Regions from separate parts of the Homo sapiens genome. Here regions 1, 2 and 4 are each linked to region 3. Evidence: chromatin loops called from intact Hi-C (ENCODE). Cell type or tissue: OCI-LY7. All regions are shown on one strand.

Region 1 (5,000 bases), 94 kb before region 3:
ATCTTCCTTGCTACTCTCATAAAAGTAAGCAATTCAAGCCCCATGTGTTAAAAGACCCTGTAATCAGTACTTAATGCATTGTGTATTGAGATCATTTTTATCATTTATCCTTTTTTTAAAATTTCAGCTTTTATTTTATTTTATTTTATTTTTTTCGAGACAGAGTCTCACTCTGTCGCCCAAGCTGGAGTGCAGCGGTGTGATCTTGGCTCACTGCAACCTCCGCCTCCCAGGTTCAGGTGGTTCTCCTGCCTCAGCCTCCCAAGCAGCTGAGATTACAGGCATCTGCCACCATGTCTGGCTAATTTTTGTATTTTTAGTAGAGATGGGGTTTCACCACGTTGGCGAGGCTGGTCTCAAACTCCCGACCTCATGATCTGCCTGCCTCGGCCTCCCAAACTGCTGGGATTACAGGCGTGAGCCACCCTGACTGGCCTCAGCTTTTATTTTAGATATGGGGATACACGTGTAGGACTGTTACATGGGTATGTGAGACCCAGGTAATGAGCTAGTACCCAATAGGTAGTTTTTCGACTTATGCTGCCATCCCCATCCCCTCCCTCCCCTCTCTAGTAGTCTGTGGTGTCTATTGTTCCAATGTTTATGTCCATATTAGCTCCCACTTACGACCGAGAAATGTGGTATTTGGTTTCTGTTCCTGTTATCTGCTTAGGATAATGGCCACTGGCTGCATCCATGTTGCGACAAAGGACATAATTTCATTTTTTATGGCTGTGTAATATTCCATGGTGTGTGTGTATCATGTTTGTTTTATCCAATCCACCATTGATGGACACCTAGGTTGATTCCACATCTTTGCTGTTGTGAATAGCATGGTGATGATGATATGAGTGTGTGTGTCTTTTTGGTATAATAATCTACATTATTTTGGGCATATATACCCAGTCATGGGATTGCTGGGCCAAATGATAGCTCTGTTTTATGTTCTCTGAGAAATCTCCAAACTGCTTTCCACAGTGGCTGAAGTAATTTACGTTCCCACCAACAGTGTGTAAGTGTTCTGTTTTCTCAGCCTCGTCAGCACCTGTTGTTTTTTTTTTACTTTTAATAATAGCCATTCTAACTGGTATGACATGGTATCTCATTGTGGTTTTGATTTGCATTTCTCTGATGATTGTGATATGGAGCATTTTTTTCATGTTTGTTGGTCACTTGAATGTCTCCTTTTGAGAAGTACCTGTCCATGTCTTTTGCCCATTTTTTAATGGGGTTATTTATATTTTGCTTGTTGATTTGTTTAAATTCCTTATAGATTCTGGATATTAGACCTCTGTCAGATGCATAATTTGTGAATATTTTCTCCCATTCTATAGGTTATCTGTTTACTCTGTTGATGATTTATTTTGTTCAATAAATGGTGCTGGGATAACTGGCTAGCCATATTCAGAGGAATGAAACTAGACTCTTACTTTTTACAAACTTTTTTACAAAAATTTTGCAAAAATTACCTAAAGATGGATTAAAGATTTAAGTGTAAGACCTCAATTTATAAACGTCCTAGAAGAAAAGCTAGGAAACACCCTTATCATTTATCTTACCCCCTCAAGCAGATTATACAATCATTGGGGGCAGGGGTTTTGTCTTAAACATTGCCTTTCCCTCTGCATCTTGCCATAGGCCAGAGTTTCTTAACCTCAGCACTGTTGACATTTTGCACCAGTTGATTATTTGTTGTATGGGGCTATCCTATGCAACATGGGATATTCAGCAGTGATCCTGGCATTACCTGCTAGATGCCAAGAGTACAAATCTCCCAGTCCTGTAGTACATCTCCAGATACTGCCAATTATGCCCTGGGAGGAAAGATTGTCCCAGTTCATTACCATTGTCATAGACCTAACATTTAGGAATTACTCCAGTGGATGGCAATGATGGTGCTTGTCCTACACAGCATCACTTTTGTATACTCAAATAAAGCTCTGTAGACTTATATTGCCCTCTTGTTTTTGTGAGGACAAAATTTGTTTTAAATGAGGAACTCATTTAATAGAGTGGTGTACAGCAATGTTCCAACTGTTTTTATTTGTCAAGATACTTTGATATTCTAGGGAAATAAGTAGGTTTTCTGCAAATATAAGCATTATTATTTGCCTGTTAATATGATTGTCCCATACAGGTTCTGGTTTCTTACTGTAGCTGTAACCAACTTTTATCTGAGGGACAACTAGCTGTGACTATTGAATTATTTTAATGCTATGTTAGAGAATTAGATAATTAGGTTATCTAATACCTGAATACCTTCATTTTGTTATGTCTGTATTTTTTAATGTTTTAATAGACTTAATTTTTTAAAGCAATTTTAGGTTCACAGCAATATTGAGCAAAAGGTACAGAGATTTCCCAGGTACGCTTTGCTCCTTACGTGTGCATAGCCTCCCCATTATCAACAACCCCCACCAGGGGGTGCATTTGCTACAATTGGCAAACCTACATTGACACATCATCACCCAAAGTCCATAGGTTACCTTGGAAGGTTCACTCTTGCAAGAACCTTAATTTTTTTTTTAACCATCTTTTTATTTGTAAAGACAGGGTTTTGCTATGTTGCCCAGGCTGGTCTCAAACTCCTGGGCTCAAGTGTTCCCCCCGCCTCAGCCTCCCAAGTAGCTAGAACTGCAGGCACATACCACCTCACACAGCTAACACCTTAATTTTTGATCAGACACTTCAGTGACAGTCAAGTGGTTGTTAAAGTGAATTACCTAGTTGTTTTATCAGTAATTTCATGGATTACGATACCTAAAAGATTGAGCAAATGAGATTGAATCAACTGCAAGTCAGCTTCTCTCCTGGTAACAGGAAATCCTGGAATGAGTATCTTTGGTATGAGTTAGGAGTCATTGTGAGTTCCATTCTTTATATAGCACCCTATTTTGTTTAACCATAGATCTTCCCTGCCCTAAAACTATTTTTGTGACTAATATATGTGAAGCCCCTGTGAGAGCTGTACTGAACATTTGCTGCTTTTTTGTCTGAGGATTGTTCCTCTCTCTGATGAAATGATTCTAGTGAACCAGCTAACAAAATAACTTTCTGGCCTGGCCACTCCTAGTACCCCATTCCCCTGGGCACTGTAATTGGTTCAGGAAGGAGCATATGACCTAAGCTGGGCCACAAGGAGTTCTTCTCTCGTAGTTTTTCAATTTGGCCATGAAACACATGGCCATGTCTAAAGGCATAGCAGAGCAGGAAGGGTGTTTATTGCAGCTGGAGCAGTCACTGACCCATAGAAAAAGGTAGGGTGCAGTAGGAGAGGATTAGTGCAGCTCAAAAGGAAGCAGGGCCCAGAGAGAGGAGCAGAATCTGAACAATTTTGTTTGAGTCCCTGAATTGAGTTGTGGCTGAAGTTAGCCTCCCAGTTATATGAGCCAATGAATCCTCTTTCTACTTAAGCTACTTTGGTTTGGATTGGTACCACTTGCACTAAAAGTATCTGTATTAATTCAAGGATTTTCCTGTTGATGGATAGTTTGAATCATTTGGTACAATCAGCTATTCCCACCATCCTATACTTTTGCTTGCATACTTCTGCTTGCAGCTCTTTAACTGTAGATGGAAATAAGTACAGACTCAATAAAGATGCCTATGGAAAAAATACAATAAAGGACCTTTGGGTGTCTCTTAATATTTTATGGAAACATCTAAATGAGAGATTTTTAGATGAGGTTGATTGTTTCACTAGAAATCACTGCTCCATTTTTATAAATTACAGAGAATCTCTCCTTTAACAGCACCCTTCCTGGGCTTTGAAATGCACTGCACAGGTGCAACAATTCAATTCACAAACAAAAATTGGTTTTATATTACCAGTGAGAAGGACTAAGCATAGCTATTTTGGGAGTTGTAATACCTCCTTTAAGCCACAAAGATACTTGAGCACATTACCTTAACAACCAATGTATTCTGGAGATCATTTTAGAATATGAAATACTGAACAGCAGGAACGTTGTGAACATTTTCAATCTTCTTACACAATATAAATGTAGTCTGAAAATCCCATTATACACAAGTACAACAAATACATACAGACCCTTAAAATACAGGAAAGAATGTGAAAAATAAGTATTATCACCATTCCTCAAGTTTCTAGAACAATTTTACTCTTCTCCTTAATATAATTTTTTGTCCAGAAAAGGGAAAGACTAAACTCATGGATAGTTATCCAAAGGAGAGAAGAGAAAATTGTTTGTGGTAAATGAAAGATGCTGCCTACAGTAGCACAAATAATCCCATTCATGGCTACCAGCTTGCTACGCATTGCTTACTTATGCTGCAGGCAACTATTGTTGAAATGACAGGAGGACAGGAAGGCATGAGAAAGGGGCAGACAGCTACTGATGAAAGAGTCATCAACTACTGTAGATACTTCTTGGAGATTGGAAGTTGAATTTTACATTTCTTTATATCCCCAGGTTTAATAAAAAAATTGCTTGTAGGTGTTCAATAAACATTTGATGAATGAATGGGGAACAGTTCAGTTATTTTCCTTGAATCCTAGGCAGGATGATTTGATACACTTTGGATTCTTGAGGTTTTATGAAATTTTAAATGCAAGGCAAACTACTATTTACCCAATTGAAGTCCAAATGTAAGCATTTTATGGTAAACCAGGAGAAAGTAGAAGGCAAAAATGCATTAGCTTAAAACCTAGGACACCAAAATGAAGATCAAATGTATGCATGAAAGTGTGTTAAAGAAAATCATTGCCCTGCCCTGCAGATGCTATCCTGGACTTGCCAGCCCCATAGACACAGTTGCTGTGCTGTGCCTGTACTATTGGAGCAAAGAAAAAGTGGCTATTTCTATGCTCAGTGTTCACAAACCAGTGAGCACTAAGAATGGTTTATAGCCTGACATTTCTTAGAAAAGAAGAAGAAGAAAACTGTTGCATAGTATCAGCTAAATTTGGACATAAATGTTTCCTATGATTCAGTAATTCTTTTTTTTCTTTTTCTTTTTTTTTTTTTTTTTGAGGCACC
Region 2 (5,000 bases), 57 kb before region 3:
AAATTTAATCTCCAGTGTAACAGTGTTGAGTGGTGGGACCTCTAAGAGGTAGTTAGACAGAGCCCTCATGAATGGCTTAATGCTGTTATATTGGGAGTAGATTTCTGATGGAAGGATGAGTTTGGTTTTCTTTCTCACTCTCTCTCATCCTCTCTTGCCTTTCCACCATGGGATGATGCAGCATGAAGACCCTCACCAGATGCTGGCACCATGCTCCTGGACTTTCTAGCCTCCAGAACTGTGAGCCAAATGTATTTCTGTTCATTATAAATTACTAGTCTGTGATATTCTGTTATTGCATCATAAAACAGACTAAGACACGTTTAATATAAATTTCTTGTCACTTATTCTTTAAATCATTTTGAGAAACATTGAGAAGATGCAGGAATCTGGAAGTTATGAAGTCATTAAAAATGGAAGAAGAAAAAATAGGTACGGTCATACACCGCAAAACATTTCAGTCAACAATGGACTGCAGATGAGATGGTGGTCCCATAAGATTATAACGGAACTGAAAAATTTTTATTGCCTGGTGATGTAATAGCCATCAAAACTTCCTAGTGCAACACATTAGTCATGTGTTTATGGTGATCCTCATATAAACAAACCAGCTGTGCTGTGCTGCCAGTTGTACAGAACTATGTACACATACGATTATGTATAGTACATAATACTTGATAATGATAATAAATGGTTGATTTACTTACTATACTATACTTTTTATCATTATTTTACAGTGTTGAACTTCTACTTACAAAAAAAGTTAACGTGTAAAACAACCTCTGGCAGGTTCATCAGGAGGTATTGCAGAAGAAGGCATTGATACAAGGGATAACAGCTTCATGTGGGGTATTGCCCCTGAAAGTCTTCCAGTGGGACAAGGTGAGGTGGAAGACAGTGATATTGATGATTCTGACCCTGTGTTGGCCTAGGGCAATGAATGTGTTTGCAGCTTAGTTTTTAACAAAAAGTTTAAAAATTAAAATAGATAAAAGCTTATAGAATAAGGATATAAACATTGAAATATTTTTATACAGCTGTACAATGTTTTTGTGTTTTAAGCTGTTCTTACAAAAGAGTGAAAAAGTTAAAAACAATTAAAAAGTTTATAAAATAAAAAAGTTACAGTGATATAAGGTCAATTTAATATTAAAGAAAGTTTTAAAAATAAATTTAGTGTAGCCTAAGTGTGCTTTGTTCATAGTCTACAGTAGTGTATAGTAATGTCCTGGGCCTTCACTCAGCACTCACTCACGGACTCACCCAGATCAACTTCCAATTCTGCAAGCTCCATTCTTGGCAAATGCCCTATACAGATGTGCTGTTTGTTTTTATTTTTAATCTTTCATACCATATATTTGTTGTCTCTTTTCTATGTTTAAATACCAAATACTTCTCAGTGTGTCATAATTGCTTACAGTGTTCTGTACAGTAATTATGTGTATAGGTTTGTTGCCTAGGAGCAACAGGCTATACCATAGAGCCTAGGCGTATGGTAGGCTATACCATCTAAGTTTGTGTAAGTACACTCTATGATACTCACACAATGATGACATCACCTAACCATGCATTTCTCCAATTGTATCCCATTGTTAAGGGATGCATGACTCTATTTTAGTGACAGCTGTACAAATCTCAAAGAAAATTGGAGAAGACTAGGGCCAAGATGGAGGGGCTAATAAGTTACAATTTGAGGATGCTTACACTCCTTCATTCATTTAATCAATAATTTTTTATTCAGCATCTACTGTGTCTAATAATGTAGGCACTGTGGCTCAGTGATGGCAAAACAGGCAGGGTCTTGCTGTTAAGTGCCTTGAGCACTGTGGGGGCATCATGATCCACTCGTTCACCACTTCCTGCCAACCACCCTCCTGCTTCACAAGGTCCCTGCTCCTGTGAAGCTAGTGAGAATAGTCACAATACAGTTGATGAGAAAATAACTATATGGTATTTTAGATAGTGGTCAGAATTATAAAGAAAATAAAGCAGAGGCAATGATGGGAGTAACTGAGATGAGTTGGGTTTATGTGGGTACTTTAGACAGAGGGTTCAGGGAAGGGCTTTCTGGGAAGGGACGTTTGCCCTGAGTTCCAAGTGTTGGAAAGATGATAGCCCTGACATTGGAGAAAATATTCTAGGCAGAAGGAAAAATGTAAGAGCTCTGAAATAACTGTGCTCAGGTGCTGTGGACTGAATTGTGTTCTTCCCCAGAATTCACATGTTGAGGCGTTAGAGGCCAACGTGACTGTATTTTGGCAACAGGGCCTACAAAGTTAAAGGAGGTTGTAAGGCTGAGGCCCTGATACAATAGGGTTAGTGTCCTTATAAGAAGTGACACCAGGGTGCGCTCTCTCTCTCTCTCTCTGCCATGTGAGGACACAGCAATTAAGCAGCTATCTGCAAACCAGGAAGAGGCCTCACTGAGAATGGAACCAGTTGGCATTTTAATTTTGAACCATGAGAAAATAAATTACTGTTGTAAACAGAAAGCCACCCAGCCTGTGGTATTCTGTTATGGTAGTCTGACCGCACTAAAACATCAGTTTAGAATATATTTAAATCAGAGCTTACAGGACTTCCTCACAAATTAAATGTGCAGAGTAGGGGAAAAAAGGTCAAACATAACTTTGAGGGTTTTTTGTTTTTTGTTTTGTTTTGTTTTGTTTTGTTTTTTGCCTGAGTTACTGGGAAGATGTTGATGCATTATTAAGATGGGGGATACCAGGGTGGGGAGAGAGAATATGTGAAGTGGGAGGAAGCAGGATCAGGAGTCTCATTGCTCATTCATTAATGTTAAGATTTCTGCCTGCTACTCATTGCCATGCCATTGGACATATGAGTTAGGGCTCAGGGATGAGAATGGAAAGTTGGGAACCATCAGCATTCCCACCAGGTCTAAAGCTGTGGAACTGGGAGAGATTACCTAGTGACATGTGTCGACAGGGAGTCAGTGGCATTCCAGCATTCTGAGAGAAACCAAAGGAGTAGCCAGTGAAATTAGAAGCTTGTGAGGCAGGGACAGCACAAAAATCAAGAATGGTCCAATTGATGCTAATGTTCTAAGAGGCTGAGTGAGATGAGGAAAGAGATTGAGGACTGGATTTGGCCTATAGAGGTCACAGGGCAACTGGATAACAAAAGTTTCACCGGAATAAGGGAAGCAAAATGTCTGTTTGGAAAGAGTGAAAATGGAAGGTGAAAAAGTGGAGACAGGTTTTATGCAGAACTTTGTTCCAATAGGGAGCAGAAAAATGAAGCCGTAGACAAAAAGAGTGCAGGATCAAGAGACAAATTTAAAAAATATTTTTATGATGGAGAGTTTAAAACATGTACAAAAATAGACCTACTAGTACAGAACCCCCAAGAGTTTTTTTTGTTTTTGTTTTTGTTTTGAGATGGAGTCTCTCTGTCACTCAGGCTGGAGTGCAATTGTGCGGTCTCTGCTGACTGCAACCTCCGTCTCCCGAGTTCAAGTGATTCTCCTGCCTCAGCCCCTCGAGTAGGTGGGATTACAGGCGTGCGCCACCATGCCCAGCTAATTTTTGTAGTTTTAGTAGAGACGAGTTTCACCATGTTGGCCAGGGTGGTCTCGAACTCCTGACCTCAGATAATCTGCCCACCTCGGCCTCCCAAAGTGCTGGGATTACAGGTGTGGGCCACTGTGCCAACCAATAGTTTTAAGAGTTAACATTCTTGTTAATCCGTACTGGTATGCACTTAGCTACTTCCACATTTTTGGGGGGTAGGGGAGGTATATGATGTCTCACTATGTTGCCAAGGCTAGACTCACACTCCTGGGCTCAAGCAATTCTCCCACCTCAGCCTCCTGAGTAGCTAGAATCAAAGACACACACCACTGCACCTGGCTGTATTTCTATATTATTTTGAAGCAAATCCTAAATATCACTAATTTTTCTAGAAACATTTGAAGACTGTATCTCTAAAAGATGAGGACTTTTTGCAATAAATATAATCATAATACCCTTATGACACCTCAAAACAACTAATAATTCCTTAATATCAAATGTCCAAGAAAGGGTTCAAAGTTCAAATTGGCTCATAAATTTTATAATTCTGTAGGATTTGTTTGAATTTTCAAACAAGATTCTACCATTGAAATCCCTTTTGGCTTTCATTGCTGTGTCTTCCTTAATTTTGTTAGTCTATAAATTCTCTCTATCTTTTCCCCCCTTGCAATTTATTTTTGAAGAGACTAGGTTGTTTATTGGTAGTCTAGGTATACCTATAGTCTAGGTATTTGTCTTAGCCTGTTTCTGTTGCTATAACAGAATATCTGAGACTGGGTAACTTATTAAAAACGGAAATTTATTTCTCACAATTCTGGAGGCTGAGAAGTCCAAGATCAAGGTACTGGTAGGTTAGATGTCTGGTTCCATCATGACGCCTTCTGTATTCTCTGGAGAGGAGGAATGCTATGTCCTCACATGGCAGAAAAGCAGCAAGAAGAGAACCTGTGTCCCTCAGAATTCGTGTTTCAAACACTTAATACCCAATGCAGCATTAATTCACTTCCCAACACTTATGCATTGGGTATTTTTTAAAACATGAATTCTGGGGAACACAGTCAGACTATAGCAGAATTTCTTATTAAACTTCTGTGGTTTTGTTTAATATGTTCCTCTTCTTTTGTATTTCCCCAGCATAAACAGTTGGATGAAATAGTTGGATCAGATTCAGGTTTAATTTTTTTTTGTGGGGACGAGATTGTTTCATGGGTGGTGATATGTTTATCCATCAAGAAGAACGTAATGTCTGGTTGCTGCTCTTTCTGTGATGTTAGCAGCCACTGACGCTCGATGCTCCAATATATTCATCAACTAAATATTTCAAAATGGTGACATTCTAATTCTATCCTTCCTTCATCATTTATTAATTTGAATACTTCCTTCATCATTTATTTGCTTAGAGTTTGTTTAAGAAAGGCAGAATAAACATTGAATTCTTTCTCTTTAACAGTTTTGTGGTAGTAAATAAGT
Region 3 (5,000 bases):
ACTCACGAGAGAGTTATGATTTTACCCAACGCTCTTTGTATTTGGAGGACCCTTTCTTATTGGATTTTCAAGTTCTGAGAGTGATAGAGCTTGATATAAGTAGTGTTGCCTTCTTTTTTAGGGCCACAATTAAACATCCTGTACATTTTTACTTGCTTGGAGAGTCATATTGATTATTTACTCTCTCTCCCAACCTTTTTGCAGTATCAGTGAATCAAAGGTTTAATTTTTTTTATTCAGATAATTCTTTTGGCTGAACAATTATGATGTTTTCACCTTGGTTTCCTTTTCTTCCTTGCTTCTTTCTTTAATTTTAAATCTTGCTGAAGTAGAAATAACACCAGTGGTAGCAACCAGAGACTATGGGGTGCTTGACTGTGTGTAGTAGTGTTTTAAGCCCAGAACATGTATTATATCATTTAATAGCAAGGCAGACATTATCATAGTCCCCATTTTGAAACTGATGCTTAGAAAGTTGAGAAATCTTTTTAAGTCATAAGACTATAGTGACTGACAGGATATGACTGTGAACCAAGGCCTCATTGACTCTAGAACCCACCTTTATTGTGAGAACCATACTGCAAGAGCAGAAAGGAAATTTAAAAATCATTTAGTTCAAACTATTTTTTTTACAGATGAAGAAATAGGTCAAGAGAAGTTAAATTCTTTACCCAAAGTTCATACAACAAGCAAATGGAGGAGGCGGTTTCAATCGATGTCCGTTTTTAAGGAGGTTACGCAGGCATTTTCTGTTCTATCTAATAGACCAACTTGGATCACGAATCATCTCTGGACCGATCTGCTATAAAAAGGAGTATGGGCTCATTGTACAGAATTGTTCAAAATGGCTTGCTCGCTTCTTTCTGGGGGTTAAGAGGAAGGAATTCTTGTAGCTGGGCAGACTCTGCAAAAGCTGTTCACTGAATGGGGTTGCTGTCTCCCAAGGCTGGAAGCCCAGTTCTAGGCAGACTCCTGCAAAGGGAATTTTCCATGTTATTAGAATTCCTTTTTCCCCTCAAAGTAGATAAAATTCAGGGTGAAACCAGCCTGACTTTATTGTTCTTTACTCAGTCCAGTCTCCAGGCCCTGCCTGTATGTTGAAGGTAGATTGAGTTTGACAGATGGAAAAACAGCAGCAGTCCTGAGACTGGCTGCCAAATGGGACAGAAAAGGAGGTGATCTGATGGGTTGTAGCATTGAACTGGAAGGGCACATATACCAATGCACAAATGAAGACAATGAATGGTGACCCTTCTGAGGAAATAGCAGCATTTTCCATCACTGATTTAACAGCATTGAAGATTTGGAAAAGAGAGAGGCAGTTACTGTGTGAGGTACTGCTTTTGGTATATACCTATGTCACAAGTATATGGATAATATATAACTCAGTTAATATTTATCTTGTGTAGTAATGCTTCTATATAGATGTGTGTCTTGATTGGACTTAAAAAATATTCTATTTTTCTGTTAACAAAATGAATCTAAACTTATTCAAGGAAGGTACGAAGAAAGAAGTTCCGATTCACTGAGATATATATGCAGGTGGAAGGGTGATTGGCTGTGATTTTTACTCTAGATGTACACTTCTTTTCCCTTTCCACATAGGTAGCTAGTTCCCCTGTGCTCCCTTTGCCTCAGGGGAGAGTTGTGTTGCAGAAAGGAAAGAGAAATTGTCCATACTAGAAGAGAAATGGCTTTGGTGTGTTAGAGGCCCCTTGAGGGGATTCTATCCTGGGAGGTAGGAGGAGCAGAGACCTTTGGGAAGGTAAACAGGAAGGTATGAAAGAATGGAAGAGAGAGATTGATTTTCTAAGGTTAATGGATACAATGGTCTGCATCTTTGGAGCACCCTCAATGCTGTGGCAGAGTTTTGGGGTGGGGGCGGTGACACCTAGGGAAGCTGTATATCCCTAGCTTTGGCAAAGAATCCTACAGCACCTGAGGCAGGCTCCCTCCACACCAAAGTCTGGAGAGGCCTTTAGTCCATCAGTTTCCTTTTAAGAATGCAAATCCAAGCATGTTTCCCAGTAAAAGACCACTCCGATGGCTTCTTATCTGCAGGAAATTGACAAGAATATTTTAAGCAGATGAAATAGCATGTGCAAAACTATGAGGCTAACGGCACATGGACTCTACCAGTGACTCTTCATCTGGATCACAGGGGCTTTGCTGAACAGCTGGAGGGAGGGGTAAGGGCTGCTCATGGTGGCCTCGACTGCCATCTGGTGGGGTCTCTGTGGGCCAGTGACATTTTGTAGGAACATATGAATTTTTCAAATAAAATCTTACAAGGAAACTCAATCTATGAAAGAGTTAATCATGGAGAAGCACACCAGAGTTTCATGCCATGCCCTCCCCATACAACCCTGAGTTCTTGAGCATCTCTGTGGGACCATAGCTGTGGATAATGGAAAACTCATATGTGATCAGATTTAAGATTTTATTAGATGAGCACAATGGTGGTATGAAGATACATTAAGGGACAAAGACAGGGAAGTTTAGACTGCATGCAAAGAGACCAGTGAATGAGGAGAAATTTCTGAACACAAACTGGTTTTGTAAAAATAACTTTATTTTTAGTTTCAGTTTCATAGAATAGTGTGAACCTATTTGATCTGATGGCAGAAGTTTAGTTATATTAATAATTCAGGGTCACATTCTCCTTCTCTGACTTGGAACTAATCCCAGGGGTGTTTATATACATAGTAAAAACCACCACTTACTCAAAATTTAATTAAATAAAGAGCAAGTACTTCACAAAATTTAACTCATTTAATTATCATTGTAACCCTGTGTGGTATGTACTGTCATTATCTCCATCTCACAGATATGAGGAAACTGAGGTCCAGAAAGTTGAGTGATTCCTGGGATTTAAAGGTAGGCAGCCTGGCTTCCAGTATGCTCTGGTATCTGTGTTCTTAAGTAATTTAGCTGCAATGTGGAAGTATTTGTGGGGAGTGTGTCATTTTGTTCTTGAGAGTGATCAGTCCTCTCAGGCGTCCATTGCCATTGGGGTGTTTTGCTTTTAATCTCATCTGGTTCTAGGACATCATCCAAGTATGTTGCCCTGGATCTTCTCAAATGATTCTTTCTACTACTCATGACCTGTGCTAGGATAGGAAGAAATTCTCTCTAGGATTTTACCTAAACCAGTGGCTCTCAATGGAGATTTTGCCCCCAGGAGACATTTGGTAATGTCTAGAAACATGTTTAGTAGTTACAACTGGGGATGGGGAGTATGTTACAAGCATCTGGAGGGCAGAGGCCAGGGAAGCTGTTAAATATTCTACAACCCACATGAGGATCCCACAGCAAAAAATTATCCAGACCAAAATATCAATAGTGCTGAGATTGAGAATTCCTAATACAGACACAAATTACATTTCAGCAATTTTATTTGTAAAGTCTTGCTTTCTTCCCAGAGCTCTGTCTTGCTGGGTAGGCACAGGTTCCTTTTGTTCTTAGATCCCACCAAACCATCCTGGGGTTTCTGATTCCTTTTCCTCCATCAGGGCTCAGTGCAGGGCTGGTGAGTGGGTTGGGACCTGGGCCCTCTTAATCTCTTGTATCAAAACTCTCCACTTAATGTCAACCATTTTCCCCCTTTCTTCCTTTTATCTAGTCTGAATATAGAAAGCTTTGCTCCTACTGATCTTAGTCTTTCAAATATATGGCCCATGAATTATTGTTCCCTTAACTTTTGAAATCCAAACTGTAAGAATTGATTACCTTTTTCTCTGCCTTGTACGATGTGATCCCTTTCCTGGGGGCAATACATGCAGAAAGTCAGCAGACTGAAAGAAGTTTTGCAGAAATGCAGAGAAAAACCTTTATTTGTCCATGTCAGCATTTTACAATCTGTATTCTGAGGACCACTGGAGATGTTAATAGGCTTTCTATGAAAAGAGGGAACTTCTCTCTAGGAATTCCCAAGTCATGTAAGCATTCTTTAAAGCTCAGAAAAGCAACCTATTTAAATTTGTTTATCCCAGGGCTTCACAAAGTGTTTGACAAGAAAACTTTTCTTTTTTTCATGGAATCCCTAAGAACATTTTGTGCATAGTTGAGAAATGTTAGTCTATGTGATAAATGTGGCCTTTATCAATGCATTGGCAGAGAGAAGAGTACAGGTTCTCGAGATATTAAAAGTTAGACTCACTAGTACTTGATGAATGATTGGTTATGGGAGGTAAGGAAGCAAGAGAAATCAATGGAAAAATAAATACAGAAACTTCAAAGTTGAAGGAACAAATTTTGTATCATTCCTTATATATCACAAAATATTAGGCACCAGGGATTTTTAAAAGTGTAAACCACCAAATGCTGGTACTGAATTTATCTCTCTCCTGGATTATGGTAATGGCTTTCTAAATGGTCTCCTAGCTTTCATTCACTTCCTTTTCTAATTTCAGCTCCACAAGGTCAACAAAAAAATCTTTCCAAACAAAGACATAATCATGACGTTGCTCTTATCATTGAACTTTGATGGTTCAATTTTGCACAGACAATCCAAGCTCCTTTGCATAGTATTCAGAGGTCCCTGTCAATGTCTTCTTGAATATGGATATATAGAACTTAGGGTGGCAAGAAATGAGGGGCTCTTACTCAGCAAGGCCTCACTGTGTACTGCCAGTGCTTATGTGCCTTTAAGGGACTTTGGGGGACAAGGCAGGCTGTGCCGGGGGATCACACATCTGTTCCTGTCCTGTGTGAATGCCTTGATTCCATATGCATTATAAATATATCTGTAATGTGACCTAATCATAGAATGAAGATGTGTGTGGTCCATCTCTGCCTATGCAGGTATCTTCCATTTGCCCTTCCAGATCGACCCTCACCCTTGTCTACCCTGTGCTCTGGGAAGCTGACCTCTTTGTATTCCTCTGCCCACTGTCTTAACACTTAAAATGGGTTTGGCTAATGAGAAATGTTGGCGGGAGATGGGAGGGAGGGAAGAGATTGAGATCAGGGTGTTTATTCCCCAGATCCCTCCCTGGAAG
Region 4 (5,000 bases), 240 kb before region 3:
TGCAAAATGTTCAAATGAAGGAAAAAAGCTCCGATAGTTTTAAGAATTTTCAAGAAACAATTTCTATGTAGATAAACTTACTTTTTCTGAGTATAAAATAGAAACCTTTTTAAAGCATTCTTTAAGGTATTTCACAATCCTTATGGTGAAGCCCAAAGATAGCTCAAAACAAGGCGGCTAACTTAAGGACATAGGTACAAAATTGATAATCAAATTATTGGTAAATCAAATCCAAAGTGCAGATTTTTAAAAATCTATCTTGACCATTTGGGTTTTATCCGAGAAACGCTAGGGTGGTTCAAGGTAGCCAAACTATTAATGTAATTAATTATATCATACTAAAGCATCAAAAAAATGGAATCATATATGTCAAGAAAAAGCTTAATAAAATTTGTTAAAAATTTTCTTAGTAAAATACACTCACATCCGTAATGCCAGCACTTAGGCAGGCTGAAGCAGGAGGTTTGCTTGAGGCCAAGAGTTTGAAACCAGCCTGGGCAACAAAGCAAGACCCCATTTCTTAAAAAAAAAAAAAAAAATTTAAGAACCCATGATGGTGTGTGTGTGTTGTTCCAGCTACTTAGGAGGCTGAGGCAGGAAGATCACTTGAGCCCAAGAGATCAAGGCCTCAGTGAGCTGTGATTGTGCCACTGTACTCTAGCAGCCTGGGCAAAAAAGCAAGACACTGACTCAAAAAAATAGTATAAAATTTGGTAAAATATAAATTAAAAGCCCTAAACAAGATGGAGTATTTTTTAGTTTTGAGATGGAGTCTTGCTCTGTCACCCAGGCTGGAGTACAGTGATGTGATTTTGGCTCACTGCAACCTCCGACCCCCAGATTCGAGTGATTCTCCTGCCTCAGCCTCCCGGGTAGCTAGGATTACAGACACCCGCCACCTCGCCCGGCTAATTTTTTGTATTTTTAGTAGAGACAGGGTTTCACCACGTTGGCCAGGCTGGTCTCAAACTCCTGACCTCAGGTGATCCACCCACCTCTTGAAATTTAATAACTATCAGGAACATTTCTAGCAACACTGCTTTACAAACTATATTAGAAGTCCCCAGTGTAATGAGGCAAGAGAAAAAAAAACATTGCAAAGAGGTAAATACCATTATTTATGGAAGAATTAATTTTAGACAATCAGCCAAGAAATAATAAAAACTAAGAAGAAAGTTCTGTAGGGAACCAATAAAGATTAAAATGTTAAAGATCAATAGATCTCTAACATATTAGCAATGGTCAATTATAAAATAACAAAATAGGTGCCACTATTTTAGAATAGATAATAGATAATAGAATAAAAATAAGTTATCTAAGAAAGATTCTAATAAAAGGTGTGAAGACAGGTCATACGACTCTTATATTTACCTCTCTATTACATCTGAAATTTATTTTTTAGCATGGGGTAGACAACCAATGTTTTTACAGTAGATATTCAATTGTACCAAGAACATAAATGGAAAGATATATACCAAATTTCTAGATAAGAAGACTCAATGGTTTAAATATGTACTCTTGCCAAATTAACAATTGAGACAGTATGAATAAGATTTTAACAGGATGTTTTAAAACCAAATAATCTGAATCTAAAATTTATATAGAAAGAAGAAGTACTTGGGTGGCCAAAATACTTTAAAAGGAACAAAGAATACAAACTTGCCCACAAGATATAAAAAGCATATCTAAAAACTATTATAGGGTAATTTAGATCTTGAGATACTAGTAACATTTTCAAATCAGTGTGGAAAAGGTAAGCTACTGAATAAACATTATTTAGACCATTAGCCATTCATTTGGGAAGAAAAGCAAAAGAAACCATAAACCATAAAACACATTGGATGAAAATTTTATAAACATGGAATGGGGAAGAGCTTCCTAGGGAATATGAAAACACAGCTTTTGTAAGGAGAAAGATTAACATATTTGAATATAAAAAATATTTAACTTTTGTCCAAAAAAGGATCTCACAAACATTAAAACAAGTAAACAAAGAAAAGAACGATTTACAATACATAAAATACCAAAGTTAAAACCCTAAATATAAGAACTACTCTTATAGACCAACAAGAAAAAGACAAGAACAAACTCAATAGATAAAACAAAAGCAGTGAACAAGCAATTTTCAGAGGAGAAAATAAATGGTAAATAGATGTTAAGATTCTCAACTTCACAACTAATCAGGAAAACATAAAACTGACATAAAAATTTTCACCAGTTGGCAAAAGTTAAATATTAAGTATTAAATTATAAATATTAAATATTATAAAGATTTAGCTTTTAGGAGGATGCTGGGGAATGGACACTCGTCTTTTTTCTGTTATTACTTGTTAATAACAGAAATGTGAAAAAAGTACTGCACACAGTATACATTATTTAATGTTCTTATTAAGAGGGATTTGCTATACTTACAGAGAATTGAGAATTTACAAACGTTTTATTTCTTAAATTATCCTCATCCAATGGTGTACCACATTATACCACAAGGGGATGGTATTTCTCTAAAAAAATTCACTGTCACAGACTAATGTAATTCACTGAGGTAGTGAGGAACACCTTTTAATGATGTCAAGATCAAAATAATTTAGCCTCCATGTTCAACTATAACTCAGAGCTATTGAAAAAAGTCAGTCTTACATTTCTGGAAACACGAATAATTCCTAAAATCAAATGTTCATGGGTTAACCCAGCACTAGAGATGGAATGTTACCAACCAGAACAGAAAAAACAAATACGTAGTTCTGGCCCCAGCATAAAGCTGTCTTCATGCTAGAAGGAGGTTAGGGAGCATGTTGCTGCTTCAACAGCAGTAGCAATTAAGTGTAAAAAAAGAATAAAGTGTTACCTCAACATGCTAATAGAGTCCATTTGGGAAATATCAAGTAGACAAAATGGTTGTTTCCCCAGAAACAGGCAGCAGGAATCCTTGCAAAGAATTCCCTACTCCATGCTTAAAGCACTGGATTATAGGAACCTCAGTTTACTACACACAACTACCAAAGATATATAGCCCAATACTTTTTATGGCAGCCCTAATGGCATTTTATTCATGGGTCGAGTCATAAGCCAATGAGAATAACCTCTCTAATGGCCTGAAAAAGTAGAATACATAACACTATAGCATGAGATGGAACTACCAACAGCTTAAATGATTCTAAATATAGGTCAAATAGCAAAGCAGACCAGCCTTCTTAAGGCAACATGGTGTCATTAACATCTATAGAGTTCTCACTATGCCAGGCTATCTTAAGCTTCATTTAGCTCATGTATTCTCACCAAGACTGTGAGATAGACGCTCGTACTGAGGCACAGGTTAAATAAATGGCAAGGGCTGGATGGAACCAAAATTAAATCTAGAAGGTCTACCTCCAGAGCCTGTACATTTAAATACATGTTACGCTACTTATCACAAGGCTGAATTCTGGACTAGTATTTTTAGGTAGCCTGGATTCCAATCCTTCACTGCCACTACACCTCTGAGGCTGGGAAAAGTGCATTGTTCTGGGGTCTTAGGGTCCTCTACACCCCCACTCACCAACTGCCCACCACTTTCACCCCCATAAAGGAACTGAACTAGATAATGCACAAGGTCTTTCTTTGGTTCATCAATTCATTACAATATTATGAAAGCAGCTATCAGATTGATGCAAAGTGTAAGGTCTTATATGTTTAGATATCTGCCTTCTATGATCACCAATAGCAGCAAAGAAAACTTGTTTTATAATATCTGTCAAAGGCATACAATGAATCACCAGTTTGTTTAAATAAAAGTATGGCTGTCTCTTATCTGCAAACAGATTTTTATATAGAGGGCTATATATGAGCATTATATGCCTATAAAGAGTGTGGGTGTACTGCCATCAAGAAAGTAAATGGAGAACCAAATATAGAAGTTCTAAGCAGAACTTCACAACTCTGGCTTCAGCTGGCTCCAATCCCTCCACTGTGACTTAAGTAATGAGATGACTTTGAGAAGCTTCATAACATGACAGAAATTGCATGTGCTTTAAAGGCATTCTGACTACAGCTGGGCGTGGTGGCCCACGCCTGTAATCCTAGCACTTTGGGAGGCCGAGGCGGGTGGATTGCCTGAGCTCAGGAGTTTGAGACAGCCTGGAGAACACAGTGAAACTCCGTCTCTACTAAAAATACAAAAATTAGCCGGGCATGGCGGCAGGAGCCTTTAATCCCAGCTACTGGGGAGGCTGAGGCAGGAGAATAGCTTGAACCCGGGAGGCAGAGGTTGCAGTGAGCGGAGATGGTGCTGTTGCACTCCAACCTGGGTGAGAGAGCAAGACTCTGTCGCAAAAAAAAAAAAAAAAAAAAAAATTCTGACTACAATTGCTGACATTTTCATTAAAATTAGTATTAGGTAATCTTACAACCATTTTAAGAGGCCTTTGAATTTTTTTATGATTTTAGCTTTTATTTTAGATTTGGGTATATGTGCAGACTTGTTATTTGGGTATATTGTGTGATGCTGAGGTTTGGGATATGATTGATCCCATTATCCAGGTACTGAGACTAGATAGTATCAAATAGCTTTTCAATCCTTCTCCCCTTCATTTCCCAATCTAGTAGTCCCCAGTGTCTATTATTCATCTTTATGTCCATGAGTACCCAATGTTTACCTCTCAACTTATAAGTGAGAGCATGTGTTACATGGTTTTCCGTTCCTGCATTAATTCACTTAGGATAATGACCTCCAACTGTATCCATATTTTTGCAAAGGACATGATTTCTTTTTTGTGACTGTGTAGTATTCCATGGTGTACATATACCACATTTTTTCTTTATCCAATCCACCACTGATGGACATCTAAGTAGATTCCATGTCTTTGCTGTTGTAAATAAAGGAGAGAGATTGAGATTGAGATTTGGTTGAATGATTTTCCTTTAGATCCCAGTAATGGGATTGCTGGGTCAAATGGTATTTCTGTTTTAAGTTCGAGAACTTCTCCATATTGCTTTCCACAGTGGCTAAACTAATTTACATTCCC

What was found. Hi-C counts contacts between places; a loop is a spot of excess contacts. Peaks named below come from ENCODE experiments on the same cell type or tissue, not always from the same donor. Only the 100,000 strongest peaks of a DNase experiment are listed, where the experiment ranks them.
Region 1: a loop joins it to region 3, with 6 times the contacts of the local background. A loop is called at or near these places in 9 of 110 quality-filtered maps.
Region 2: a loop joins it to region 3, with 10 times the contacts of the local background. A loop is called at or near these places in 6 of 110 quality-filtered maps.
Region 4: it touches region 3 in a loop (11-fold over the local background); 30 of 110 quality-filtered maps call a loop at or near these places.

What each region holds. Positions count from the first base shown.
Region 1 is chr2:179,934,281-179,939,280 of GRCh38, reverse strand. It overlaps LOC124900526 (small nucleolar RNA SNORA43), which reads left to right and starts at 4,743; the gene lies at 4,743-4,880. In OCI-LY7, a CTCF peak has its summit at 2,400 (motif pointing right); a DNase peak (open chromatin) is centred at 2,420.
Region 2 is chr2:179,896,426-179,901,425 of GRCh38, reverse strand. No RefSeq gene overlaps it. Among named protein-coding and RNA genes, the nearest start is that of ZNF385B, 37 kb to the right of the region's middle. In OCI-LY7, CTCF peaks have their summits at 2,144 and 2,346; DNase peaks (open chromatin) are centred at 1,865 and 2,345; H3K27ac peaks cover 1,248 bases.
Region 3 is chr2:179,839,884-179,844,883 of GRCh38, reverse strand. All of the region lies in intron 1 of ZNF385B (zinc finger protein 385B), which reads left to right. Among named protein-coding and RNA genes, the nearest start is that of MIR1258, 19 kb to the left of the region's middle. In OCI-LY7, CTCF peaks have their summits at 2,032 and 2,233 (motif pointing left); a DNase peak (open chromatin) is centred at 2,183; H3K27ac peaks cover 1,211 bases.
Region 4 is chr2:180,074,994-180,079,993 of GRCh38, reverse strand. No RefSeq gene overlaps it. Among named protein-coding and RNA genes, the nearest start is that of EPCART, 48 kb to the left of the region's middle. In OCI-LY7, a CTCF peak has its summit at 2,482; no DNase peak of the experiment used is centred here.